2 separate regions of the Homo sapiens genome follow, and region 1 is linked to region 2. A link is an interaction called in ENCODE POLR2A ChIA-PET data of the cell type or tissue named here. Cell type or tissue: K562. All regions are shown on one strand. Each heading gives the region's core, and the rest is flanking DNA. Links, peaks and the distances in the headings are about the cores only. Region 1 overlaps SMYD3 (SET and MYND domain containing 3). Region 2 overlaps SMYD3 (SET and MYND domain containing 3).

The links. Peaks named below come from ENCODE experiments on the same cell type or tissue, not always from the same donor. Only the 100,000 strongest peaks of a DNase experiment are listed, where the experiment ranks them.
Region 1: POLR2A ChIA-PET joins it to region 2 with 5 read pairs; 1 of 35 experiments calls an interaction of 5 or more read pairs at or near these places.

The regions. Positions count from the first base shown.
Region 1 is chr1:246,180,777-246,195,913 of GRCh38, forward strand. All of the region lies in intron 5 of SMYD3 (SET and MYND domain containing 3), which reads right to left. It also overlaps LOC124904573 and the pseudogene RNU6-1283P. Among named protein-coding and RNA genes, the nearest start is that of SMYD3-AS1, 80 kb to the left of the region's middle. RefSeq lists a cis regulatory region at 1,472-1,627. In K562, for the core only: no CTCF peak of the experiment used is centred there; DNase peaks (open chromatin) are centred at 6,288 and 7,475; H3K4me3 peaks cover 531 bases.
Region 2 is chr1:246,325,610-246,340,746 of GRCh38, forward strand. It overlaps SMYD3 (SET and MYND domain containing 3), which reads right to left. Exons shown (of 12, transcript NM_001167740.2): 3 at 9,758-9,865; 4 at 4,871-4,928; 5 at 1,592-1,728. Among named protein-coding and RNA genes, the nearest start is that of SMYD3-IT1, 11 kb to the left of the region's middle. RefSeq lists an enhancer at 4,467-4,626 and a silencer at 8,199-8,248. In K562, for the core only: no CTCF peak of the experiment used is centred there; a DNase peak (open chromatin) is centred at 6,652.

The DNA.
Region 1 (15,137 bases), core at 5,945-9,944, 140 kb before region 2:
AAAAAAAAAAAAAAAAAAAAACAACTCAGGAGGGCAGAAGAGAATGGGTAATCACTATACCTAGTTTCCAGCAAGAGATTCCTCCCTTTAGAAACACTCCCCAGAACTGACAGAAACAGAGAAAGAGGCGTAAGGAGCCATAAAGAGATGTGACGTGCTTTAAAAGCAACAAAATATCAGGGAGGAACATACTCTACTCTAATATGTCCATCATAGGGGTTCTATTTGTTTCCTACAGATAAAGTGATCATTTAACTATGAAAATTACTATCATTCATCTCTCCACATGCATTCCCATCCTTGAGAAGTGGTAGGAACCATGCGCCTCTGGGATGTGGAAACAAGTGCTCTTGTGAACAGAGGTTTCATTCCACTGAGAGAAATGGCCATGCAAAGCAGTGTCTCAAGAGAGCAAGGCAAATCAATGTCTCGCCTAGAGTATATTTTACAAATTTCTAATACAAATGATTGCACTGAAGGACAAAGGTTTTCCTGTACTCTTCCTCCATCCAACCTTCAAACAGATACACTAGTCTCAGCTCTAGTGGAAGTAGGAGGCATCCTTGACATTATACTCAGCTGTGATGTAAGGAATCTGTGTACTTACAAAACTAATGCAAAGCATTTCAGGCTGTCAGCTGACATCCCTGCCACTCCCCACAGCTGAGACTATTCAGTAATGGCAGTACATCTGACATCCTGTCTGACATCTAGAGGACTCAGGAAATTCAAAGAAAATACTATAAATTCTATCATTTCATGATTCACACTTCATGCAACCAAAGATCTCCTCTACACAAAAACACAGGAAATGTCAGAATACCCCATAGGTATGTGATTTTTCTTAACTTGTATGGTTTTATTTATAAGAAATAAATTCAGTTACTGAATTATGAAACAGACACATAGGGGTCCCCTTTGGGATCTAGTCCTTAAGATGCGTTCAAGAGGATGAAGGATGTCCATCTCTGAGATATATTAGTACTTCTACAACCCGTGTGCCAAGCACCAGTGGGCTAACATATCCTCCAGATACATAGACACAACTTAAAGCAGAGAAGCCAGGTAGAGAGATTTGAAAAATGAATTCTAACACTAGCATACTAAATTCCCAAATAAATTGTTTAATTACATTGTACCTACATTTCCCCAATGATCACGTAGAGATAATTACCTTTGCTTATTTCACAGGGGGCATTTGTAATAATAAAAAGAATTATTTGAAATCTTCAAAGAAAGAGCACTATTTTAACCTACTTATATAAGGAACAGAAAGAGAAAATTGAGTTAACAGTCTTAAATTCTGCCAAATTAATCTAATTTTTAAAAAGAGAGACCAAGTAAAACCTCACCACTGTTGTTCTCATCGTAACTGAAATCCAGCACATTAAAGAGAGAGAGAAAGAGATCAACTTTTAAAACTTGTAAAACTCCATCCCTGGTGGCCACAAACACTCTTATCAGTTCCCCACTGAAAACCCCTCCTCGCCATCTCCCTTCCTTCCCCTTTCTCCTATTACCTCAGCCTTCACTCCACTTAATCTTCCCATCTCTCGACTTCTCTATCACCTCTTCCTCCCTGATAGTTATGACCTCACTCCCACTGTCACACATAGAACTGATCCAAAGGGGACCTAAGAATTATTCTAACCAATCTCCCACACAGTAAAAAGGACAACTGGAGACTGAAGTGATAACGTCACAGGCTCAGGGTCAGGTAGCCACTTTCATGCAAAGCTGGGTCCTCACCTAGATATATGACTCCCAGTACAGTACTCTTTCCAGTACCCCACACAACAGTCTACCTGGACCTGTTCACCAGCCTTATCCAAGAGATCCATTTCTGAAACAGTTAGGTGCACTTTGTTGTTCTTCCACCATATAAAGCACTTTGAGTCACAATTAGAAAAATAAAACTGATGACAGCAATCAGATTAGAATCCTGTATCTGGAAGACACCTTTACCCATAATCCATCTTATCCAGGAAGTAAGACTCAGGAGGCCATTTCCACAATGCCTCTCCTCCCCAGACACTCATTCCTATGTTCAACATCACTTCCATTGCTCAAACCTAAATCCTTCCTAATGATGATACTGAAGCAAAATCACAATACCAGGTTTTCCAGACCCGGCTGAGAAGACACTAACTGAGCCCCTAAGTACAAATGAGCATACTTAACATAGAGAAGACACAGTTAGCACATTGCTAAATTTCTCCACACCCTTATTTTTAGCAGATTAAATAATTGTAACCCCTTTAACTTTATCTTCTAAGTCTATTTTTGGCTTTTATCTAAGGCCCCTTTAAATTCTCCATGTTGCTTTTGGAAAGCTAGAGTCCAGAACCAAGGACAGGTAGCTAAAGTGTTTCACATAAGAGAAACTCCATCAACAAAAGTATTGCGAAGTCTGTACAAGCCCAGGGCAATCAATGAAATCTGCATGTAAACGAGGCAGTTTTCCAGACAATACTTTTCAATTAGACTAACTTACAAACTTGAGGAATAACGAGAAACTACAAAGAAAACATCAACTGCGTCTTCAAAGCATTTTCAAGCACAAACCCTAATACAGTTTACTGGATGCCATTTAATTGGGCAGCTCTAAGCATGTAGCTAAATACAAGAAGGTTGGCATAAGAGATAAAAAAGCAAACAATGTCCAAGCTACATCACTTAAATACTGTCAGAACAAGGTTAAGAAGAAGCAAGGTGAGAAATCAGGGAAAATGCAAATAAGAATTCCATTTCCTACAAGATAAAGAAAGATAAATAAAAATCCTGACTAGCTAGGGGAGTATGTCCAGCACCAAAAAAAAAAAGTAATTATTTCATGTGTGGTCCTGATATAAAGTCTTGAAAATAATAAGGCTGCTAAATTGCAAATATCAGGGAAGTGAAGTAGTAGCTCAAAAGATTATGAAAATTGAGATTTCCAAACTGAATTTGAAAAGGAAACAGGTAAAATGAGGTCAGGACATTACAGATGAGAAAGAAGCTTCTACTATTTGGCTGGCTGTTTTAAATTAATAACCTGGAACATTAGCAGGTTTAAAGTCCTATAAAAATGACACGGAGGGAGAAGTAAATGCGGTAGAAACAGCAGTGTTTACACCTTCATCATAGAAAGGTATTACTAAAAGGATTTACAAGGTGGTAACAGGATACATATCAAAGTCAAAGCGCTTTAATAAATGATGAGAAAAGACATTAGGCATGGAAGTAAAGCCGAAGGGCTTGAAATAACTCCACCTATCCACGTCCCAGATTATTTTAAACCAAGTAAGCCACTCCAAGATCCACAAAAGATCAGGTTGTATTTTTCCCTAAGTGGCAGTATTCCCATGAGCACCAAAGCAGTAAAGGCAGTAGGTAGAAAAACCAGGAGTTAAAAGAATATAAAACACTAGTCCTTTCTGGGATATTGTTACACATGCTGAAAGAATCTAAATATATATATCATGACCCAAAGAGGTCTCAGGCTTAAAATCCAAAAAGAAAGAAAAGCAAGTATATTGCCCTTTTTTCCTATTGGGAAAACCTTGTAACCACTGAAAAATTAGAACAGATAAATAGGAATGGGTCAGTATAATTAGTATCTTCTAATTATAGAAGCACCCAGATTGGCATCAAACTCACCAACTCTTGGCTGTCTTCAACAATGACCAGGCCTCCTCTGGGGAGACTACTTCTTGCCATCCTCAATCTGTACCTCAGATGTGTGACTTCTTGCTTCTAACAATATCACAGATTATGGACTAAATGTTTGTGTCCTCCCAAAATTCTTACGTTGCAGCCCTAACCCTCTGATTCTATTTGGAGAAGGGGCTTCTCAGACAGTAATTAAGGTTAAATGAGGTCATACAGGTGGGGACCTGACACAATAGGATTAGTGTCCTCACAGGTAGAGACCAGAGAGCTCATTGACCTGCTCCCTTCCTCCCTGTGTGCTTGCATGAGGAAGGGCCATGTGAGGACTTAGCAAGGAGGCACCATCTGCAAGCCAGGAAGAGAGACCTCACCAGAAACCTAGTGGGCCAGAACCTTGTCTTAGGCTTCTAGTGTTGAGAACTGTGAGGAATTATAAATTTCTGTTTTTTAAGCCACCCAGTCTGTGGAGTTTTGTTACAGTACCCTGAGGTGGCTCAGACATACCTACCACATTGATGCTTAATAGTGACTACCCAAACAGCAGGAATAAAAGTTTCAATTTGTTTCTTACATTTCCTAATGCAATGCTCTGTAAGGCTAGATGTTTTAGAAATGCTTTTTGAACTTAATAATGGTTTTAAAAAGTCACAGACTTCAATAACAGCCATCATTTTCTATAAGCACTAATGGTGTTATATGCCAAGAATTTTTAAAGGCAAATAAATTTTTCTTCTTATCTAAAAAGCTGCCTGGAGAATGCTCACCCTTCCTTTACTCACTACTGAAAACTGTCAATAGCAATTCAAGTAATATAATTCCTTTTTTTTGGAGGCAGAGTCTTGCTCTATCCCCCAGGCTGGAGTGCAGTGGCGCGATCTCGGCTACTGCAACCTCCGCCTCCCGGGTTCAAGCGATTCTCCTGCCTCATTCTCCTGAGTAGCTGGGACTGCAGGTGCCCGCCAACACGCCCGGCTAATTTTTGTACTTTTAGTAGAGACAGGGTTTTGCCATGTTAGTGATTCTTTTTTTTTTTTTTTTTTTTTTTGAGACGGAGTTTTGCTCTGTCGCCCAGGCTGGAGTGTGGAGTGCAGTGGCGCGATCTCGGCTCACTGCAAGCTCCGCCTCCCGGGTTCAAGCCATTCTCCTGCCTCAGCCTCACGAGTAGCTGAAACTACAGGCGCCCGCCACCACGCCCGGCTAATTTTTTGTATGTTTAGTAGACATGGGGTTTCACCATGTTAGCCAGGATGGTCTCGATCTCCTGATTTCGTGATCACCCGCCTCGGCCTCCCAAAGTGCTGGGATTACAGGCATGAGCCACCGTGCCTGGCTGGTAATTCCTTTTCAAGAATTACAAACACCAAAGTATCTTGTACAATGGTAATTTATGTGCACACGTATGCTAAAAATGCCAAAAAGAACTTACACAATTTTTACATACATAACATACTTTAGTTCCTTGATTCTATGCCAATTCACCTAAATATTAACAAACTTAGGACAGTGGACCTTGGGCTTACAGAATATTAAATTGTAGAATAACAGAATCATAAAATCATAGAATCACAGACTAGAGGTTTGTCTCGGTCAAATCTCACCATTTTTTTTAAATGAGGAAAACCAGAGCTCAGTACCTTGCTCAAAGTAACATAAATAGTTCCCTTAATTCCCAGAATTGTGGTTTTTTACTGTATTGTTAAGAAATAATTTTCTGTAAAGCAAAATAATGATTCTCAAAATTAATAAAACACATATAAAAGATTTAACTCACTAGAAAATGAGTAAGATGCTAAGTCTGATTTTTAAAAGAATTCAAAGAAGACACAAATACATAAGCATCAGAAATGCCAGCAAGATGTAAAATGTGCAAAACTAGTCAATATGCATAGGAAAATAATCTATTGCATTCTCCAAACACAACTGCATTTTATGGACAAGAACCAGGCGCTTTACTGTCTATTTTCTGCAGCACACACAATTCTAGTACAGCTCAAAGACAGTGAAAGGCAGAGCTGACCTGATGGTTGAGTAGACAAAACATGCTCTTTTTTTTTTAATCATTTCAAAGTCTTTCCTCACAGTCCCTTACCATGCACAAGTACTCTGAAACCAGAGAACAGCACGGTGGGTGAATTCAAAAAACAGAATTTAGAATTCTTGTTTAATTGCTAACTTTCTGAAAGCCCTCAGAAAAAGACCCAAGTTCATTTCATATCAGCCCCAAAACTAAGAGACAATGAAAACTTGACCTGTGAGAGTCTGGCACTGTCAATGTCCACAGCACTTCTCTCAAAATGATCCCTCTGAATACTTACAATAATCCCACCAGGGCAAAAGGTTCACAACAGCAGTTCCTCAGCCAAGTCGTGGGAAAGGCTGTATCACATTCCGGTCTTCTGCTTCCCAGTCTCACACTCTCCCCACATCACAGGCACAGTTACCTCGCAGGAGAATGTCTCTGAAGCCCCTTAGAGTCATTATGCAAGAGGTCTCACGGAACAACTTTTCGCTGTGACTGAAGAGATGAAATGTAAAATGAGGAAACACGAAAGAAGAAATGGTCTGCTACACAAACATACAAAGTAGGTGTGATGTGCTAGATAACGAGGTGATGTGCTGATGGAGCTCAACTCTGACCCCAGTTCCACAGCTCCAGTCAAAAGATCTGCGTTTAAGAAAGGAGAAACAAGGTGGCTCATGCCTGTAATCCCAGCACTTTGGTGCGGTGGCGCACGCCTATATTCCCAGCTACTCGGGAGGCTGAGGCAGGAGAATGGTGTGAACCCGGAGGCAGAGCCTGCATTGAGCAGAGATCGTGCCACTGCACTCCAGCCTAGGCAACAGAGTGAGACTCTGTCTCAAAAAAAAAAAAAAGAAAAGAAAAGAAAGGAGAAACAAATAGGAATGAAGAGTGGAAAAGATATCAAATAAGGACCCAAAAGCACTCTGAGAAAACAATAAGGTTCTTATGTCCTGTGTTCAGGCAAAGAAACACAAGACATAGACATGAAGAGAACAGAAAGCAAGGAATAATGTTTAAAACTAATTTGGCACAATTTTTTTTCTTTTAAAATGCTCAAGAGGATCATTGCAGAAAACACAGTGGTAAAGCAAGCTGCTGAGGGATTTTTCAATAGCTCCACTGTGAAAAAACAAGCACATCTTAAAACTACAAGCTTTGAAACTTTTAAATTTCTTAATTAAAATATTTCTAGATTCCGTTCATTTCTAAGCAAGACTGCAGCCCTAAAGAGACCAGTAAATTTTTATTCATCTTTTTTGAAACAAACATGATTAACAAGTCATTGTTTGAATAGAAAACTATGAATTAAACAAACAAGCAAACAACCCCACAATAATGGAACCCATTCCTTGGAGATAATGACAATGCAAAGTACAAGAAACCCATTTTGAAGCATTAGTTTCATGTGAGCACTTGTTGACGGAAATATTACAAGAAGTCCCCCTAAGAACAGTTCTCTTCATTGTCGTATCAATGGTCTTGGTGGCTCACATTCCTCACGTGCACTGAGGGCCGTCTTGATAAAAAGTATCTAGTAGACCTCTTGGTGTCAAGTTGTAAAGCTCGAACTTGTTTTGGGATTTTTAAGAATGTATAATAAATATCGATTTATTAATTTACAATAAAAAAACTAATGGGTGAAAGGACTGGACACTCAGCCTCTGACCTTCATGTTTTCTCCCTGCATAGGAAGTCAAACTACTATCAGAATGTTGTCGTGTCTGGCACTACAGCAAGAGCAATGAGTTGCACAAACCATGAAGCAAACAGACTGTTCATTCATCCAGCACGTCCTGGCCTAGAGCTAGAAATACAGCAGCGAACAGGAGCGATCAGAGTCCAGATTGGACTCTGAAAAGAGGATCTCCTTGCCCCAGGAGCTGTGCAGTATGGCCCCAGTTCTAGCTTTCTCTGGCCTAGACAATGCCTAATGGAGCCCTGCAAAGATTCACTTCACTGACTTTTTTAAAAATATTTTTATATAACATAAAATTTTCACTTTAACCATTTTAAGTGTACACTTCAATGGCATTAAATTCAAAATGTTGTGTAACCATGACCACTATTTCCAAAAGATTTTTGTCATCCCAAACAGAAACTCTGAACAAGTTTGCTTTTTAAAAGTGGCACAAGTTACTAACATTTGTGGTTGACATTTTTTTTTTTAATATCTATGTTAAGAACTCGATTATAGGCCTACCCATAATATGCTTCTTTAAGAGGTCTGGGGCCAGGCGTGGTGGCTCATGCCTGTAATCCCAACACTTTGGGGGGCCAAAGTGGGTGGATTGCTTGAACTCAGGAGTTTGAGATCAGCCTGGGCAACATGGTGAGACCCTATCGCTACTAAAAACACAAAAAAGAGCCAGGCATGGTGGTGCACATTTGTGGTCCCAGCTACTCGGGAGGCTAGTGAGGAGGATCACTGGAGCCTGCAGGGCAAAAGCTGCAATGAGCCAAGATCGCACCACTGCACTCCAGCCTGCGTGACAGAGCAAGACCCTGTCTCAAAAAAAAAAAAAAAGGTCTGTATGTTTCATTAGCCATTGTGTGTGTTTATGTTAAAAATATGAAGTGTTTCACAAATTTGCATGTCACCCTTGTACAGGAGCCATACTAATCTTCTCTGTCTCATTCTAATTTTTTAGTATATGTGCTGCTGAAGCACGAACTAGCCATTGGGTTTTGATTTTATAACTGTTTTCCAGAAGGCAAACTTCTAACTTCTTAAAGAGAAAGGTACCTTGTTGCCATGTCCTCCCTCCCACCCCACTACACAGAGGCGCTTTCTTCTACAATGCACACTATTTCATCCAACTCTTACAAATATCTAAAGAGATGCTATCATCAGCTTTTTAGACATAAGGAAGCTGAGACTCACAGGAATGATATTTCTCAAAGCTACTCAGGAAGCAAGGGAACAACGCAAGTGTCGGTAACAGTTATTCCATATTGGAGCATGACTGACTGGATGAATATATGTTTGTTTTTGCTATACAGCTAACATTAACTGGTTCTAAGACTGAATACTGTATTAAATTTGTTATTAAAATACATACTCCTATAACAAGAAGGGACATATAAGACAAAATAGGAAAGATGAAAAGGTTTTAAAGACACAGGAGAGGCTAAAGAAGTGATTTTTAATGGATATACTCTGGGAGAAATTCTCAACTATTTCCCTACAAATGGGTGACATTAGTCACTTAGGGTGGCTGCCTTTTTTCTGAAAGCTATCAGACATCTCCATGGGCAAAATAAAGAAAGAGACCCCCTACGGTTTATTTATGTACGTATCATGGTAGCACTCCGTGGTTTTAAGACATATTGAAACTCCATCATATGCTGCTTTTAAAGCCCAAATAACTAAAATAAAAACTCCCAGGCACAGCAACGGCAAAATACTGTCATTTGTATGTGCTTAGGAGACACGTGTCTCTAAAAGCAACATGTACATTTCTCTTTTCAAGCAAATGTTTAAAGAACTGGCACCGTAACAAACAAGGGGAAATATGGAGATCAGTTTTAAAGGCAGGATTTGTTTTTGTGGAGTCTAATTTATTTCAAGAAATCCAGATTATTAAATTCACCTCCTATCTGAGGAAGGATCTCAAAGGAAAGGTAATACAGGCTAGTCGTCCTTAAATGCCCAAGTCCAAAAGACTAGTATTTAAGACCCAAGTTTATCACTTACTAAGTGTCAGACCTTGGCCATGTTACATAATCGCTCTCAATCTGTTTCCTCAAAATAATACTGCTTAACAAAGGATTAAGTAAAATGGTGCGTATAAAGCACCACACACAGACCGTAGCGTATACTTAAGAGTTTTATTTCAGCATTAGAAAGCATGGGAGGCCGGGCGCGGTGGCTCACGCCTGTAATCCCAACACTCTGGGAGGCCAAGGAGGGTGGATCACAAGGTCAGGAGTTCGAGACCAGTCTGGCCAATATGGTGAAACCCCGTCTCTACTAAGAATACAAAAATTAGCCAGGCGTGGTGGCAGGCACCTGTAGTCCCAGCTACTCGGGAGGCTGAGGCAGGAGAATCGCTTGAACCCGGGAGGCAGAGGTTGCAGTGGGCCAAGATCGTGCCATTGCACTCCAACCTAGGTGACAGAGTAAGACTCTGTCTCAAAAAAAAAAAAAAAAAAAAAAAAGGAAGCATGGGAAGTAGGGGAGTCGCTAAAGCTCACTGATTTAAATTACTACTCAATTAGACTAAATTTTTTAAAAATCATGATTTTCTTTGTCCCCCTCCCCAACTCACACACAAAAAGCCAACACTATACTAAATAATAGAAGATAGTCGAGGTCAAGATTTTCACCTTGTTCTCCAGCTATCATTTTTTCCCTCCCGACTTCTATTTTGGATTAAGGTATTTCAGGGGCCCCAACATCAAAGTAGAACAGAAGAAGGAAAGCAAGAGAAAATGAGAGGTAGGAACTAGAAAAGCCAGTATCAGAAAAGCATACAGCACTTCCTCACTATACTAGCAAAGCTTACCATGCAATATTCAACAGGTAAATCCTGATGGATGGCTGACACCGGGTTCAAGACACTAGTCCACATGCTCCACATACTGAATACCCTAAGGTAGTTCAGAGAGAAACTGAGGGGAAGACGGAGAAAACGCACCTCACGGTGCATTCTGTATGTCACTGCCTTACACGCAGGAGTTTCAATGTTTTGGTACCAATTAAAGACCAACTATCAGTTCTCCATGGAAGCAGCAAAATATAAAAGTATCCTTGAAATCAGTACAGGGCCCTTCTGCGAGGGTCTGGTGATGTGGTTTTGAGATTCTTTGTTTTGGATCATTCCTCGTTTGGTGGACCCACAAATAATGGTCCTGCCTAGAACCATCACCGCAAGCTAGAGTGAAAAAATGCCAGAAGACTAGGCTGGTGGGTAAAAAAATTCAACGTTTTTCCTCATGATTAACCTTGGGTGGCCTTGACAAGTTATGTAAGGTTTTGTTTCTTCAGAAAGACACTGCATTTTTAGAACATCTCTAGGCACAAAAATTAGTCATGTAACTGAAAGACAAGAAAATTTTAAGCATATATTATAAATAAATGTGAATATTAGGGGTGTGTATCCAAACACATGAATAGCTCTTAAAAGAATAAGACAAAAAGATCAAACATATTTGAAATCAGAGAGATGTCTTTTGGGAACTGAACTCTTGCCATGAGCAGGAGAAAACCAGAAAGGTCTTCATGGGTTCTGGTACCTGTTCAACCATTAATTCATGATGTGTCGCTGGAAAAAGATCACAAATGTCTTCAAGCTTCATTTTCCCTATCTGTATCTGCCCAAGATCTCACTGGATTCTCGAAGAATCAAATATGATAACACAGTCATTCCTGAAGTATGGCCACGGACCAACAGCATCAGTAAGTCAGGAACTTGTTCAAATGCAGTTGAGTCCCACCCAGTCCTAATAAATGAGAAACTTCAGCAATCGGTTATTCTGATGCACCTTGAAGTTTGAGAACCACTGCACAAAAACAGATACAATCTGAAACATCTGAAAACACTGGAGTGTTGTTATTACGGAAAAAATTAAGAATCATACATTGAAGATCTTAAGAACTTTCACTTAAAAGTTGGATACAGAAGAGGCTATGTGTGGCTTTTGTTGTTGTTTTTGTTGCTGTTGTTGAAACAAGGTGTCACTCTGTCACCCAGGCTGGAGTGCAGTGGTATTATTATAGCTCACTGTAGCCTTGAATACCTGAGCTCAAGCGATCCTCCTTCCTCAGCCTCCCAAGCAGCTGGAACCACAGGCATGTGCCATCATGCTCAGCTATTTTTTATTTTATTTACTTATTTACTTTTTTAATTTATAAGAAAAGAGGTTTAATTGAAGAAATTGGCAAAAAGAAAGGGGCTACAGAACTCCTGCAACTTTGGAACCCAGCAGGGCAGTTGTTAAATGTTAAAGCTCCAAAATAACCTGGCTCATTTTTAATTTTTCTTTTGTAGTGATGAAGTCTTGCTGTGTTGCCCAGGCTGGTGTCGAACTCCTGGGCCGAAGCGATCCTCCTACCTCAGCCTCCCAAAGTGCTGGAATTACAGGCGTGAGCCACTGTGCCTAACCTATGTGTGGCTTTTTTAAAGCCAAGATTCGCAGTTAATGTAAATGCTACAATAAAATAAAATCCAAAATTACGGTACCTATCAATGTTAAAATGCAGTATTATTTCCTTATAACTTTAAAAGGGTTAAGGGAAAAGAAATAAAATTAGTAATGATTGTAATGATTACATATTCTTTAAAGAGTAAATATGAGACTAAATGTATCTCAATCCAACTATTAATAAAAAAAGAGTGAACTTGAGATTAGCTCTCTCTAGGGAAAAAGGAGAACAGTAAGTCCTCCTGGGATCTTTACATTTTCTTGGCAAGAGTAATGCATTCATTGCTTTTAAAAAGGTAAAAGGTAAAGTCAAAAAAAAAAAAGAAATGTAGTTACAAAAGATGCATTTCAATTGATAATGAAGGCTTTTAATGTAATGATTATAGGAAATCTTGGAGGAGTTCTAATAAGTACAGCCAAATTAAGAACAAAATATGCTAAGAAAACAGAGAAGTCATATTGTTTTTCATTCTACATTCTAGTTAAACCCAATAAAACATGTGAAGACAAAAGTATTCCTCATTAGAAGTATCCTTAGGTCCCATTTATCGTCATATCTTGTTTACTACCAGTTAAGAAAATATGGTACTACAGCCTCTGACAAATTAGGGACAACCTGAGAGCCACATTGGTAGAAACATACAGATCTGAAAAAATTCTGGGATGAAAGTAAGGAAGAAGAGATTGGAAGAATAAATTAACATTTAAAATACAACAAGATCACATAGAAATAGAAATAGTTCGATGAAAAGACTTGTCCATAAAAAGCAAAATTACCAACTATCTGGAGATTTAAATTAGACTGTACTGATGAATGTATTCTTCAGAATATGTTTATTTGTATGATCTTTTACGTACCCTTCAATAAAACTCTAGACTAAGTCCCTACGACAAAAGAGGCAGCCCCAGCAGTGGCCTTGTGGCCTGATCTACAGAGACAGCAAGCCGCCATTCACTGACCCACCCCCATCACACTGGCACCCCACGTTTCTCTCCAAGCTTCTTCCCCACAGTATAAATCAGATCCAAATTAGCTGCTAGTCATAATCAGCAGAAAGGATGGAGAGGCCTTACAGTTACCTTAGACACAGCCCTAGTGGTCTTCTCCTACTTCCTCAGGGACGGCCTCCGCCAGCAGCACAACAGCACACTTCCTGTAGATCTACAATCAGTTCTTCCGAGCCGCAGACGGCTGCTATCGTCCTCGCAGCTCTCCGGGTACTCACGCTTCTTTTTCTCCCTCTTTAATTCTAGGCCTTCTTTTCTTTCTTACCTTTGTGTCCCCTTTCAAGCTTTCCCTTTTATTCAAACGTACACCAAAATGGCAAAAGCAGCAAAGCATTCTAAATCATGTTCACGCAAGCCAGTGCTGGGGAACAAAATGGATACAAATTGGTCATTATGTTCTCTTTCATTTGGGGGTGGCGCACAATTAAGAGAGGTACGCTGTTTTTATGTACTTCTCTATAACTGCAGCTCTAAAGGTTCCTCATACCATCATGAAATTTAAGAGGTACATGAGCAATGGCACTATACTGGGAAAGTTAAAACAAAAGATTTATTAACCTGTGGGTTGTTGTTTTAAAAAAGTATCAAGGGGGTCTACACACTTCCTAAGGGGAAAAGTAAACATTTTTTTGAACACTTCATATACTACAGTTCTTGTGGGGTTTTTTTGTTTTTTTTTTTTTGACATGGAGGCTCGCCCAGTCACCCAGGCTGGAGTGCAGTAGTGCGATCTCAGCTCACCACAACCTCCCACCTCCTGGGTTCAAGCGGTTCTCCTGCCTCAGCCTCCCGAGTAGCTGGGACTACGGGCATGTGCCATCATGCCCGGCTAATTTTTGTATCTTTAGTAGAGACAGGGTTTCACTATATCGGCCAGGCTGGTCTCGAACTCCCGACCTCGTGTTCCGCCTGCTTAGGCCTCCGAAAGTGCTGGGATTACAGGCGTCAGCCACTGCACCCGGCTGCATGCCACAGTTTTTCACAGACATTATCTCACGAGTAGACATGCCAAACCTAGCCATCTAGAGCTGTGCTATCCAAAAGGTAGTCACTAACCACATGTAGCTATTTAAATTTAAAACATCATTAAAATTAAATTTGAAATTCAATTCCTCAGTCACATTCAACGCATTTCAAGTGTTTGATACATGAAAACGGCTACTGATTGCCATATTGCACAACAAAGAGAGAACATTTCCATTATCAGAGAAATTCTACGGCACAACAATGATCTAAGTCTCCTTCACGAAGATTTTCCACAAAAACGTCTGAAGAATTACATTGGGTCCCTCGTACAATGAAGATTAATTCGCTCACACTAAAGCTGTAACTACAATCCATATACGTGTGTTCTCTTGTACCTGCAGCCAGGTTTTCACCACTGCCAGTTTCTACGCTATACTTGGCCTACTGAGAGCTCCAGTCTTTTACAAACACTTACTACATCCTAACCTCTCTTGAATGTCTGGCAAAGGTTTGGATCAAAAAAGACATCACATTTTTGCACATATGACATAATACTTGTAGTTGCCTGGAAATTTATTGGCCCATATGAAGTGGGATCCCCGGGGCAGTGACAAAACTAAGTTTATGCTACTGAGGTTTTGCTTGCCCAGGAAATATAAAAAACTTGTGACTGTGAAGTCACTAAATAAACTAATGGTTTTAATAATGAGGGCAAAAAATTATTTTAATAGGTATAATGTCATTATCAAACCACAGAAAATGCTATACCTGAAATAGAGTTCAATTTTGGTTAGATTTCCTTTAAAGTCTCACAGGACTCATGTGGTACGGGGCCTCTGTGACAATAGGTAACTTTTCATAAATGCTTAAGCACATCTGGACTCTACTCCAGTGACCTACAAGGTAATACATCATTCTGTCAGTTTCAGAGGTACATTCACATCCTATTCTCCAAAACCAGAAATCGCCCAGGGATTCCTAGACCATATGACATGTTGCTGAAGGAATATACAAATATATACACACAAATGTGCGTGCACGCGCGCACACACACACACACACACGCACTGAAAGAATATTATAACCATTCACCTTTCTTCTAAATTTTACCTTCTGTGTTAACTTTCCCTGTGTTGACAAAGAATGCCTCTCACTAAGTCATGACCCTGCAGGTCACTGTAATACAACATCGCATACCTGGATTATTATAATGGGTGAAGGGTTCTTACATATAGCTCAACCGGAGGTTAGGAAGCCCTACGAACACTCAGATTTTTGCTTCATTTTTAACCAAAAGGGGTCAGAGCCTTTGTCAATACCAGCTGTTGCAGTGGTTGGCTGCCTG
Region 2 (15,137 bases), core at 4,736-8,735:
CATTATAAAATACATGAGACTAAAATCTTCAGAAAGAAAGAAGAACTAGGATAGTAATTCACATTTTACATGTAGCAACAGAAAGTATTTTAAAATATTTTTCATGGATATTAATAACATCAGTAATTATCACTGGAACATTTTCCAACAATAGAAATAATTACCACAGAATAGCCACAAACTTAACACTAGGAATGAGGTAATAATCATCATAAGGTATATTTTTATCTTTCAGTAGGTGTTCGTGTTTATAGTGTTGAACATGAAAACAGCCTTGGGCACGGCACACGATACTACTACAGGTTATAATTTTCAGAAGCATATGAAATAGATGAGAAAGTTTTCAGATGCACTGTAAGAAATCAGTAAATTTTGAAATCAATTTTAAATTATAGATAACCAGAATATAATGCTAAGATGACATTAATCAGAAAATCATAAAAATGTACCATACAGAATAAAAATACATTTGAGAAAAACTGGAATAAATCTCCAGCAATCAAACCAATTACATTTAATTTTTCAGAAAACAGTAAATTTTAAAACATGCCTTAAAATATTAATGGCATAAATATATCTTCAAACGTGTGCTTACAAATTACAAAATAAGTGGCAAAATTGTCAAAAGTAAAGTTTTACTTGTTATTAAATTGTGATCAACATTAAAACAAATGCAAACACACAATGTGAGAAAGCGAGGACAGCAGATCCATAGCAGTGAGGGGGTGTTTCTGTCATCCCTATCCCAGGGTAAATATCAAGAAGCAATCATTTCATGCCTATGGGCTAGTGAAGAAAAAAAAAAATCAATCATCGCACTCTTCCTCCCTAGGCCAAGATAAACCCTCGGAATCATTTAAAAAAAAAAAAAATACTTCAGGAGGCCGGGCGTGGCAGTTCGCGCCTGTAATCCCAGCACTTTGGGAGGCCGAGGCGGGTGGATCACCTGAGGTCAGGAGTTCAAGACCATCCGTCTCTACAAAAACAAAAAAAAAAAAACAAAATTTAGCTGGGCGTGGTGGCTCATGCCTGTAATCCCAGCTACTCAGAATGCTGAGGCATGAGACTCGCTTGATTCTGGGAGGCGGAGATTGCAGTGAGCCGAGATCGCACCACTACACTCAAGCCTGGGTGACAGAACGAGACTCTGTCTAAAAACAAAAAAGAAAAGAAAAGAAATGGATTTCAATAAATTTTTCATTTCAAAGACAGGCTCTATGCTTAAACAACCACCATAAAACTCAATGAATGCAATGCAACGGCAAACAAGTCCATTCACAAAAAATAATGGGATATGCTATTTTCTTCTGAGAAAAGAAAGCATACTCTTTCTTCCAAGGGTACACTTTGAGAATTCACAATGAACATACTCAGGCAATAACAAGAATATTAATCAAACAGAAAAATTCATACCCTTCTCAATGCACACAATACATTCTCTCATGCTCTACTCACTATGATAAGGAAGTAATATAAGGCATTAAGGGTCTTGAATTTCCTGTCAAGATTCTCGACATTTTTGTAACTAACAACAAAATAAGGAGCAAATGGTTGATGTATGGAATTAGCAAAGAGCAAACTTAACACTTACTTTTGCAAAGGCTTCAAAAAGGTCAAAGGCAGGTGGCAGCTGAGAGGCATCCTGTATTTCTTCTCTCATGAAATGTTGAAATGTCATTACGAGTTGCCTGAGGCCCTCTTTCTTATCTTCAGTCAGTTTGTTAATATCTTTTTTAAAGAGAAAATAAATAGCACAATCTCAAAGTAAACTTCTGAAGGATAATTTTCAAGTGTTCAATGCTGGCTGTTAAACCAGATATTTCCTACCTTACATTGGATTTTGACAAAGAGCAAATACATATTGTTTTATCTTTTGACAACTAAATATGATGCATATGTTATCAATTAAATTCTGCCAAATTTTGTCTGCAATGTAAGATCAAACACCTATCAAAACATAAGTACGCACATATATGAAAAAGCATTAAAACCAAAATCACTGAGATTGTGTGTTACCAGATTTTCTACATCATTCTGTACACACATACAAACAATTATCAGTTCTTATTAAGTCAGTAAACTTAAGCAGACTTTTCCATGAAATAATTTACAACTAGGTCATGACTAAACTAATAAACAGCATCACCTCTAAGGCAAAAAGACAGAAAATAAGAACTAAAAAGTTCAGATAAAGTTCAAATAGGTTAAATTTGTCATATGGCTAGTACATCATGAATAGAACAGGGATCAAGCACAGCAATTTCAACTTCAAGTTATCTGAGTTGAATAAACAAGATAAAGGAGCCTGGCGCCGTGACTCACGCCTGTAACCCCAACACTTTGGGAGGCCAAGACGGGCAGATCACTTGAGGTCAGTAGTTCGAGAGCAGCCTGGCCAACATGGTGGAACCCCATCTCTACTAAAAATATAAAAATCAGCAGGGCGTGGTGGTGTGCGCCTGTAATCCCAGCTACTCGGGAGGCTGAGGCAGGAGAATCACTTGAACCCAGGAGGTGGCGGTTGCAGTGAGCCAACATCGCGCCACTGCACTCCAGCCTGGACAAAAAGAGAGACTCCATCTCCAAAAAACAAAGACAAAAAACAAGATATGATGTGGCATCAACCCAAACAGAAGGAGATGGTTCTAAAACAAAAGAAGAAGAAAAGTTCTAACGCCAATACTACCCCCTTAAATATCATTTTCAATCATACCACAAATGGGGTGTTAAGGCTGAAAGGATACAACAGGTCAATTAATAACATGTGAGAGCATTTCACTTAAGGTCATGTGTATGACACTAGTACTGAGTAGGGCTAATGTGAAGAGTAAAACCCATGGTAACAGATGTTATTTACCTAGCAGTAATATAACAAGAAAATTTGAATACTTTGCTGTCTTTTAAAACTTGAAAAGATACATCAAGTTGAACTACAGCATAACTCTGTTGCTTATGTCTATGCATATCCTTTAGATTACTTATTCAACAGAATAACCCAATGATTTCTTTTTTTTTCTATTTTATATGCTTGTTAATTTTTTTTTGATGGTAAATATATGTTTTTTTATTTTATTTATTTTTTCTTTTATTATTATTATATTTTAAGTTTTAGGGTACATGTGCACAATGTGCAGGTTAGTTACATATGTATACATGTGCCATGCTGGTGTGCTGCACCCATTAACTCGTCACTTAGCATTAGATATATATACTAATGCTATCCCTCCCCACTCCCCCCACCCCACAACAGTCCCCAGAGTGTGCTGTTCCCCTTCCTGTGTCCATGTGTTCTCATTGTTCAATTCCCACCTACGAGTGAGAATATGCGGTGTTTGGTTTTTTGTCCTTGCAATAGTTTACTGAGAATGATGATTTCCAATTTCATCCATGTCCCTACAAAGGACATGAACTCATCATTTTTTATGGATGCATAGTATTCCATGGTGTATATGTGCCATATTTTCTTAATCCAGTCTATCATTGTTGGACATTTGGCTTGGTTCCAAGTCTTTGCTATTGTGAATAGTGCCACAATAAACATACGTGTGCATGTGTCTCTATAGCAGCATGATTTATAGTCCTTTGGGTATATACCCAGTAATGGGATGGCTGGGTCAAATGGTATTTCTAGTTCTAGATCCCTGAGGAATTGCCACACTGACTTCCACAATGGGTGAACTAGTTTACAGTCCCACCAACAGTGTAAAAGTGTTCCTATTTCTCCACATCCTCTCCAGCACCTGTTGTTTCCTGACTTTTTAATGATTGCCATTCTATCTGGTGTGAGATGGTATCTCACTGTGGTTTTGATTTGCATTTCTCTGATGGCCAGTGATTGTGAGCATTTTTTCATGTGTTTTTTGGCTGCATAAATGTCTTCTTTTGAGAAGTGTCTGTTCATGTCCTTCGCCCACTTTTTGATGGGGTTGTTTGTTTTTTTCTTGTTAATTTGTTTGAGTTCATTGTAGATTCTGGATATTAGCCCTTTGTCAGATGAGTAGGTTGCAAAAATTTTCTCCCATTTTGTAGGTTGCCTGTTCACTCTGATGGTAGTTTCTTTTGCTGTGCAGAAGCTCTTTAGTTTAATCAGATCCCATTTGTCAATTTTTGCTTTTGTTGCCATTGCTTTTCTTAAATAATAATTTATTACCATGGGAACTTCAGATCCCACAACCTTATATAAATCTGTACTAGATCATCTTCTTGTCTCCATCCAGAAGTATTAAACTGTGCAGCAAATTTACTGTATGTGCCCTGGCTAGTTTTGAGTTGAAATCACTTACAACCTTAACGAAAAGGATCTGCGCCAATACAAAATCAAAACGAAACCTACCTTTGCTTAGCACTCAGATATGGGAAGCTTTTTAAGTCATCACAAGAAGGTGGCTACCTACATGGTAGTTTCAGAGAAGAATGATGCTTCACACTGCCACAGAGACTGAGTCATCTGTTCCTTCTACCTTCCTTAATGTCTAAAAGATCAGTAACCCTAAAAGCTCTGTGGAATCCCCCTGTTCACTAATCACTCTTCTCTGACATCAAAAAGAAAACAGAACAGGAAACCAAGAGACAGAAGAAGGGAAACAGGGAAGAAAAAAAGAAGAAAAATGATTTTGTCAACTGGACTAATGGTTACACTACCCCATGTAACCTGAACATCTTCATGGCGCTTTACTAACCCTTATCAGGACGAAGCTACCCTGGAATAAGTGAAATAAACCAGTGTGACAGTTGTATATAAAAATAAATTTTGTTAGGTTTGCATCACATTATAAAGAAACAGAAAAACATAGTTAAAAATAAATCCATTCACCAACTCAGCAAACAAATTATAGAAACTTTTTTAAGATGCTGATAGACAATCACTTACTTGACTCCAGATCATAAAATGAGTAAAGCTTCTCTGATTCTGAAGGTGCTCCATCCATCTGTGAAGGAAAAGGGGAAAACGCCAATAACAATTTCAAGTGTTCCAATATATAAACAAATAAGTTTGAGTACCTTTGTATATTTAAATGAAAGTCCATCAAAAAGAACATTTTCTATATATTCTTTCTATTCATCACTCTCATTAGACTGAATTAATCAACAACTTTAAAATAAAAATCTAACTTGTATCTTCACTCAACAGTTTAATCTCCAAATGCAAAACTCTTGTACAAAAAGTTCCCATATTTTTATATTCATAAAACCCTCTATAAAATCGTGTACCGGCCAAAAGAGTCAGTAAACAATAGGAAAAGGTGGGGCATGGTAGCTCACACCTATAATCCCCGATACTTTGGGAGGCCGAGGCAGGCAGATTGCTTTAGCCCAGGAGTTCAAGGCCAGCCTGGGCAACATGGCGAAACCCTATGCCTAAAAAACATACAAAAATTAGCCAGGCATGGTGGCATGCACCTGTAGTCCCAGCTACTCAGCAGGCCGAGGAGGGAGAATCACTTGAGCCCAGCAGTTCAAGCTTGCAATGAGCTATGATTGTGCTACTATACTCCAGCCTGGGTAACAGAGCAAGTCCCTGTCTCAAAAAAGAAAAAAAGGAGAAGGACAAATCGGGAGCCTACAATAATTTGAGAAAGATATTCACACTAAAGATGGGTAAAAAAATCTAAAAGGCTTCACCACAGCAAGATTTCACAGAGTTTACTGTTTTGCCACTTATGAAAAAGGGCCGAAGAAATCACTTCAGTGAATTTTAGGAAATAAGATAAGTACTCTTCCAGTCAATACTAATTATGTATGTGTATCTTCCTTGAAGAGGAAAGTAGAAAATGACATGCTCGCCCTGTGCATTAGTTTACAATACCCAAGTTATAAAGGCAATGTAACAGAGATTACTACCATCTCATACCTCAGAGATAGAACCTCCTCCATCTTTATTCCCACAAGAAGATAGCAGGGCCTTCAAAGAGAGACTGTGTATTTCTTCACTGCTACAGATTCCATGATTAATAGGAAAAGAACAAATTTTTTTGTCTAAGACACTCCCTGGAATAATCTACCTTCTACATTAACATGGGGTTAATTTCAGCCTTAAATAGGAATAACACAGGCATACCTCATTTTATCACACTTCACTTTATAGTGCTTTGCAGACATTGCACTGAAGATTTACATCATCGAACAAGTCTGTCCATACCATTTTTCTAACAACACGTGTTCACTTTGTGTCTATGTGTGACATTTTGGAATTCTCACAATATTTCAAACTTTTGGTTATTATTATATCTGTTACTGTGGCCTGTGATCAGAGATCTTTAATGTTACTACTGTAATTGTTTTGGGGTACCACAAACCATCCCCATATAAGACCACAAACTTAATCAATAAATGTTGTGCGTGTTCTCACTGCTCCGCCGACCGGCTTATTCCCACTGCCTGGCTATTCCCCTATCTCTTCCCTCTCCTCAGGCCTCTGTATTCTCTGACACAACAATATTGAAATTAGGCCAATTAATAACTTTACAATGACCTATAAGTGAAAGGACGAGTCACACATCTCTCATTTTAAATCAAAAGCTAGAAAAATGAGTAAGCTTAGTGAGAAAGAAATATTGAAAGCTGATATAGACCATAAGTCAGGCCTCTTGCACCAAACAGCCAAGTTGTCAACACAAGGGAGAGTTCTGAAAGAAAATGAAAAGAGCTACTCCCATGAACACATGAGTGATAAGAAAGCACAACAGTCTTATTGCTAATCTAGAGAAAGTCTGAGTGGCCTGGATATAGAAGATCAAAACAGCCACAATATTCCCTTGAGCCAAAGCCTAATCCAGAGGAAAGCCCTAACTTGCTTCAATTCTGTGAAGGCTGAGAGAGGGGAGAAAATTGCAGAAGAGAAGCTGGAAGTTAACAGAGGTTGGTTCATAAGGTTTAAGGAAAGAAGCCATCTCCATAACATAAAAGCACGAGGTGGCCAGGTGCGGTGGCTTACGCCCACAATCTCAGCACTTTGGAAGGCCAAGGCGGGCAGATCACCTGAGGTCAGGAGCTCGAGACCAGCCTGGCCAACATGGTGAAACCCTGTCTCTACTAAAAGTACAAAAAATTTAGCTGGCCATGGTGGTGGGCGCCTGTAGTCCCAGCTACTGAGGAGGCTGAGGCAGGACAATCGCTTGAGCCTAAGAGGCGGAGGTTGCAGTGAGCCAAGCTCACGCCACTGCACCCCAGCCTGGGTGACAAAGCAAGACTCCATCTCAAAACATACATACATACATAAATCTAAAAAAGTGCAAGGTGAAGCAGCAAGTGCTGATATAGAAGCTACAGCAAATGATCCAGGAGACCTAACTAAAATAATTGAATTTGGCTACACTAAACAACAGATTTTTAATGTAGATGAAACAGCCTTATATTGGAAGAAGATGTCACTTAGGACTTTCATAGCTAGAGAGAATTCAATGCCTGGCTTCAAAGAACAAGTGGACTTTTTTTTAGGGACTAATGCAGCTGGTGACTTTAGGTTGAAGCCAGTGTTCATTTACCATTCCTAAAATGCCAGGGCCCTTACTATTTGTGGTAAATCGACTTTGCCTATGCTTTACCAGTGGGAGGTCAAAACAGCAACATGAACCGGAGTTCAGAAGATTCAGAAGAACTTGGTTCCAACCTTCATGGATAACACTGAGGGGTCAAGACTTCAGTAGAGGAAGTAAGTGTAGATGTGATAGCAAGAACGAAGGAGCTGGAATCAAGATGAAAACCTAGGAAATACCCTTCTACACATCAGTCTTGGCAAAGAATTTATGATGAGTCCTCAAAAGCAACTGCAACAAAAACAAAATTGACAAGTGGACCTAATTAAAATAAAGAGCATCTGCACAGCAAAAGAAACCTGCAATGGAGTAAATAGACAACTTACAGAATCGAAGAAAATATTCGCAAACTATGCAGCCAACAAAGGTCTAATATCCAGAATCTATAAGGAACTTAAGCAATTCACAAGTAAAAAACAAACAACCTCATTAAAAACTGGACAAAGGGCCACCACAGTGGCTCGCACCTATATAATCCCAGCACTTGGGGAGGCCTAGGTGGGAGAATTTCTTGAGCCCAGGAGTTTGAGACCAGACTGGGAAACATGATGAAACTTCGTCTTTCCAAAAAAAAAAGGAAAAAACACAAAAACTAGCGGGGCGTGGTGGCATGCACCTGTGGTCCCAGCTACTCGGGAAGCTGAGGTAGGAGGACTGCTTGAGCCCCAGAGGTTGAGGCTGCAGTGCGCCATGATCATGCTACTGCACTCCAGCCTGGGGCAACAGAGTGAGACCCTGTCTCAAAAAGTGAAAATAAAAAGTGCACAAAGGACAAGAACAGACACTTCTCAAAAGACAACATACAGGTGGCCAAAAAACATAGGAAAAATGCTCTACGTTACTAATCATCAGAGAAATGCAAATCAAAACCACAATGAGACACCATCTCATAACAGTCAGAGTGGCTATTATTAAATAAAAAAAAAACACATGCTGGTGAGGCTGCAGAGAAAAGGGAACACTTATCTACTGTTAGTGGGAATGTAATCTAGTTCAGCCACTGTGGAAAGCAGTTTGGAGATTTCTCAAAGAGTTACCATTCAACCCAGCAATCCCACTGTTGGGTATATATCCAAAGGAAAATAAATCACTCTACCAAAAAGATACATGTACTCATACACTCATCACAGTGCCATTCACAACAGCAAAGGCATGGAATCAATCTAGGTGCCCATTAACAGCACAATGGATAAAGAAAATGTGATACATAAACACTATGAAATACCATGCAACCATTAAAAAGAGTGAAATCATGTCTTTTGGAGCAACATGAATGCAGTTGGAGGGCATTATCCTAAGTGAATTAACATAAAAACAGAAAACCAAATACCACAGGTTTTTACTCACAACTGAGAGCTACATATTGGGTGGACATGGACACAAAGATGGGAATAGCAGACACTGGGGAATACGAGGGGGAGGTAAGAAGCAGGGAGTGGGCAAGAGATGAAAAGCTAGCTACTGGGTACCATGCTCACTACCTCGGTGATGGGATCCATCATACCCCAAACCTCAGCATCATGCAATATACCCATGTAACAAATCTGCACATGTACCCCCTGAATCTAAAATAAAAGCAAAACTTTTTTTAAAACAGAGAGAAGTAGAGCCTAAAGAATTATAAATTAACTGATTAAAAATTAACTGATTTTCTGCAATCTCATGATAAAACTTGAAAAGATGAGGAGTTGCTTCTTATGAATGAACAAAGAAGGTGGTTTCTTGAGATGGAACCTACTCCTGGTGAAGAAGCTGTGAGGCATCATATGTTACAGTGAAATCATTTGCGAAAGGAAGAGGCAATCAATGCGGCAAATTCGACTGTTGTCTTATTTTAAGAAATTGCCACAGCCACCCCAAAGTTCAGCAACCACCACTTGATTAGTCAGCAGCCATCAACATCCACCAGCGAAAAGATGATGATGCACTGAAGGGTCTAATGATCCTTAGCAGTTTTAGAAATATATTTTTTAATTAAAGTATGTACATTGTTCTGTTGGCATAATGCTACTGAACACTTAATAGACTACGGTATAATGTAAACATAACTTTTATATTTACTGGGAAGCCAAAAAATTTGTGAGACTCATTTTATTGCAATATTTGCTTTATTGTGGTAGTCTGAAACTGAACCTGCAACATCTCTGAGGTATACCGGAAAATGCAATTGCATATGTTTATTTAACCAAAACCCAGCTATATTTCATGAGTTTTATACTCACAAGTTTGAAGACAACTCTGCCAAGAAGTCGAACGGAGTCTGGAGGATATCTGGGTTTGCAGCTTTTAAGGCATTTGCATTCCCGCTTGTGGTCTGGCCAAGCTTTTTTCTATTAAAACAAGAGTGGGGAGAACATAGGTGACCTAAAATTTAACTTTCATTTATACTGGTTTTGAACATCAAGAGTCATAAACATTAAATTTTAATAGTCCAAATGTAACTGCACAATAGAAAATAAAAGCAATATTCTAAATCTGAAAATAATCCAGGATGAGTCTTTGCCAAATATGCAATTACTATGCAAGGACATTAAAAGCCTCAGCTTCACCTCTGTGCTTTCATTTGTCCCCTGGTTATTACCTGGCTAGTGGAGTCCAAAGAAAGAGCCATTACAGCTTACTTAATAATGTATAAGATGGTCTTGGAACTGATTAAACAGGATTCAACAATAGTCATTTTGAATACAAAAGGAAAATGTCACTCCAAATTAGAAAATAAAACGTGGTTCAGAAGACTCAAAATAGGGATGACAGCCTTCTGAATTTCTGTGCTGCTACAGAAATATCAGGAGGGCTAACACACCCCCAAATATAAAATCTCTTTGTTTTAAAAGCAACATAAAAAGAACTATTAGCTAAAATCATTAAATGTCCAGTTTGTCCTGGATGTGTCTAGGTTTGTATCTATGTCCTGGCTTAAATATTAATAGTGCCCCTTTTCACTCTGAAAAGTTCTGGTTTTGATGACAAATTATATGGTCACCTAAGCCATGATCCTAGCCATGTGTTGATGTGGCTAAAGAGACCATTGAGTCAGTTGCCAATGTACAGATGAATGGACTAAAGGGAAGGACACTATCCTTGAGCCTTGGATCAGAAAGGCGACGGCTCCTTTCACACGGAATCACTTTCATATGGAAATAAAATCCAGATCATCTAATATTTAGCCCTGGTGAGTAGAAGAAGCCTCAATCAAATGTCTCTCGTGTTATATTCTGAAAATTGGAATTTCCATTACTGAAATGCCTGATACCACTTACTCATTCTTATTTCAAAAATTATAAATCTGCTCCTCAATTTCTGGGTCTACAAAATCAATGTGCTGTTCATAATTTTTGTTTTAGCATTTACACTTCACTCACTTCTAAACAAGACTGAGCTGATTCAAAGTAAAGATGTGTATGAAATAAGACTGCAAAACCAGAAACAGAACATATTAAAATTATGGAAGGGGGAAAAAGGAAAGCACGCTAGCATTTACTTAGCATTCTACAAGGTACTAGATACATGGCTAAGCAAATAACGAAGCACGTTTCACTTGATTTTCGTAACAATCCAAATGGTAGGTATTATCCCTCTATTACAAATAAAGGCTCAAAAGCTGATATCTAACTATCAAACTGCCCAAATACAAAAAGAGAGAGTAAAAATTCTTAGCATGCTAAACATGAGAGCTGAATAATTTCTGCATTACATTTGAGTATTTGTACGTCACATTTATTTGAGATGCCTTACAAGCAAGGCAAAAAAGAAGGCATAATGGCTTATATAATCCTCAACTGACAGAAAGTAAAAACATACAGTTTCACCAAGTATTAAATCACAGGAGGGATTTATTCCAAGAATGCTAATCAACACACTGAACAATGTCCTTAACAACAGTTCACAACTATAATGGCCTTTCATATGACTTCTAATATCAGTACTCACTGAAAGGCATAATATTAAAATACAACTCAGTGAAAGAACAAGCTTCTGTTGCTCAGGGGGCTAGTCCTTGACTAGCAATTAGCAATTACCAATGTGTGTAAGAGGCCTAAAATATACATGGTACAATTGTCAAGTAAGTTTTAAAAACACAATATCATGTTGACCCTACTTAGAGATTCAAAATATACTTAGCATCCTAAAAGTTCTAAAAGTCTATGCACTAAAGAAATGTGTATAAATTATTTAACACAGTTTCCCATGCTTGTTATTGTCACCCTTTAGAGAGTTAGGTTGGTATTCACTAACTCAGATATATCTATATATTTTTTTTCACCTGGTCTTTGTATGTGAGTGGGTTAAGCTAACAAATTTACATTCATTTGCACTCACAAGAAACAAGAATGTTAACTTTTTTGGTTTTTTACTGATAGAAGGGAGAACCATAACTTTGGCGTTAGTTTTCCTTTGATTATAGAAGTTGAGAAACCTGTCAGATGCTCTCATGGACAGAGCGTGTAGGCAGGAACGGATAACATAGTGCCAGTGGGTCTATCAGAAAGTACCTTAGGCTCTGTTCAAATGCCTCAGTGTCCAGCTGAACAGGGCTCACACTCAGCAAAACAAGGCAGAGATAATTTGAGGCAAAAGACCTTAAGAGCAGATTTTAATCAATGCTCATTTTAATTACAAGAGATCATCCATAACCCCTCTGTTAAAACCTAAATATTTGAGCAGCTCAGCCTCCTGATAGCTTACCAGGGTGAGATAAGTACAAAACGTACACCAGATAATGAACAACCGATCAGTTAGATGACAGCATTTGGAATTAAACATCCAAATTTTGGAAAATTCCTGTTAAAACAACTTTAGGTCCTTAACATAATTGATATAGAGCTCCTTTTCTCAACAATAACTAGAAACTAGACAAAATGTTTCTTAAACTTATTCCTAGATCATTGCCTGAAAACATACTTATTTTCTCATTTGCTTCAGCAAAAATATGTTCATTATTTCCATGAAAAGCCAAATCAGATCATTTAGGCATAAATAGAGAAAGCAATCATACCACTTAAAATTGGTCTGTAATATGGTACCACATATCAGCCCATTCCTTTTCTTTTTAAAACATTAACTGTTAAAATTTATCATTCAGCTTCACCTATCACATCTTACCATAAGGGTTACGAATACAAGCATACCATAGAAAAGGCTTACAAAGAAATCTTTTTACGCAGCTCCTTTGACTTTGAAGCAAAACGTGACAATCATACAAAAACAAAAGGCATTATCTTCACTCAACAAACTAACCTTGGTCAAGACCTCGATGACACATTTGTCATATATATTTGCCAATTTCTCAAAAGACAACCTTCCTGATTTACATTTTTTCCTATTTTCTTACATTACTTCCAATACAGGATATAATTAAGATTTTGCTCATAACATTGGCTGTAGTATTTTCTTTTGTCATAGCTGAAAATTAACAATGATGTACAATAAGCATGAACTGGCTTGAGAGACAAAGGAAATTAAAATACTACATTAAGAAGTAAAAACAAAAGGAGACAAGAGTTTCATGCTGGAAAAAAAGGAAATGACATCTATAACACAATTCTTTCAGTGCATGCATGACTCAAAAAACAACTTCAGAATCTATACAGTTTCATAATGTATTTTTATAGTATTTATAACAGTTCACGACATAAACTCATTAACCACACCAGTAGTTCTCAATGGGAGTGACGCCTATCTTGAGGGTTGTTTGAGAAATTTATGCGGGTATTTTTATTTGTCACAAGGTTTATGGAAAATTACAGGCACTTAATGAGCAGGAACCAAAGGAGCCAGACATTCTGTGTCGGACAGTTCTCCACAATGAAGAATTATCCAAATCCAATGCAACTTTCAAGTGTCCAACCAAATTCCATGACGGTGGAAAACTTGTTTATAATTGTCTGAGCCTAGAACTAAATCTCCTTTTACATTTAAAAACAAAGAGCTCGTTTTTACATAATCCTAACAGCACTGAATTTTCTAGGTAAATCAAAGGAAGACTGTATTTTAAGAATTTTACCTAAATTACTCAATTAAAGCCATATCACTGAAGGCAACACCACTTAGAGTACTTGAGTTACCAATACAACACGGCTTCTGACCCGCATCTCTACTTCCCTTCTCACAGTGACTCTATGTATAGGTGCAAATATGTGACTAATGATGTCTTCCAGTCTAATACCTCAGCATTTATATACTAAAATACATATTATTTTATCATAGGTTTTAATTTTCTTTTTCCTTATATTCCAATTATGGCATTATATTAATGTTTTGAAAATATGTAACTAGGTATATTGCACTACCTGTAAAATTTCATTTCAAGATAGTAGAGAGGGCAATAAAAATAGTTCTCACAAAAATGGGGAGTTGGGTCTGAAAAGAACTGAGAAGCCCAGATCTAAAAAAATGCTACACAGTTACACATGCCACACACATACACAAGAATATATTTTTAAACACATAGCCTAACACCCACCCTAGGGATTCTGACACTACCCATGAGACAGAATCAAGCATCCCACTGCAGGGCTGCTATGGTTTCAATGTGTACCTCAAAGTTCATGTGCTGGAAACGTAATCCCCAGTGCAACATGTTGAGAGGTGGGGTCGTTCAGTAGCACAGCGCTCACGAACGGATTCATGTCACTATTGCAACAGTGGGTTTGCTATAAAAGAGAGTCCGGCCCTCTCTTGTTCCCTCTCAGGAGCACGCTCCCGTCATGTGACGCCTTCTGCCATGCTAGGATGCAGCAAGAAGGCCCTTACAGATGTAATCCCTCAACCTTGGACTTCCCGGCCTCCAGAAACACCAGCCAAATAAACTTCTATTGTTTATGAATGACCCAGTCTGCGGCACTCTGTTAATAGCAGCACAAAAACAGATCAAGACAAGGGCATTCCATGAGTAGCTAAAGTTGAAAAACCACTGAGTTAAACTAAATTACAAAGGAGGTCGTTATATATACTAAATAGATGAAACAAAATACAATTCTATAATTATCATTGAACTATTGTTCTATAGAAATAAATATTGTATAATATTAAGGTGGAAAAAGTGTTTTAAACAGAACATAAAATGTAAAAACCATAAAGGAAAATAAATATATATTCAATTACATAACAATAAAGAATTTTTGTCTTGGGGGAAGAAAACCAGAAACAAGGTTTAAAGGTAATAAACCATGAAACAGTCTAAAATACATATATAGACACAGTGTTAAATGTCTCCAATATACAAAAAGGCCTTACAAATAACTTTTGAATATTTCAAAAAATATAAATAAAGGTAAAGGAAATGAATAGGAAATTCATGACTGAAAAAGAAAAACCAATAGACAACTAATACAAACCACACCAGTGCTCAAAGACATGATAACAGAAACTAGATAACATAGTGTCCCATTAATTTGGCAAAAATGAATAAAACTGGCAGTATTTAGAAGCATCTAGGATTTGGGGAAATAGGCATTTTCCAGCCTTGTTAGTAGAGTTGTAGGCTGCTCTGATCTTTCTGATGGGTATTTGGTAATGAATATCAAAATTGTAATGTGCATATTGTTGACACAGAAATATTATTCATAAAGTAATTTATTTTAAAAAATTTAAATAGTATAA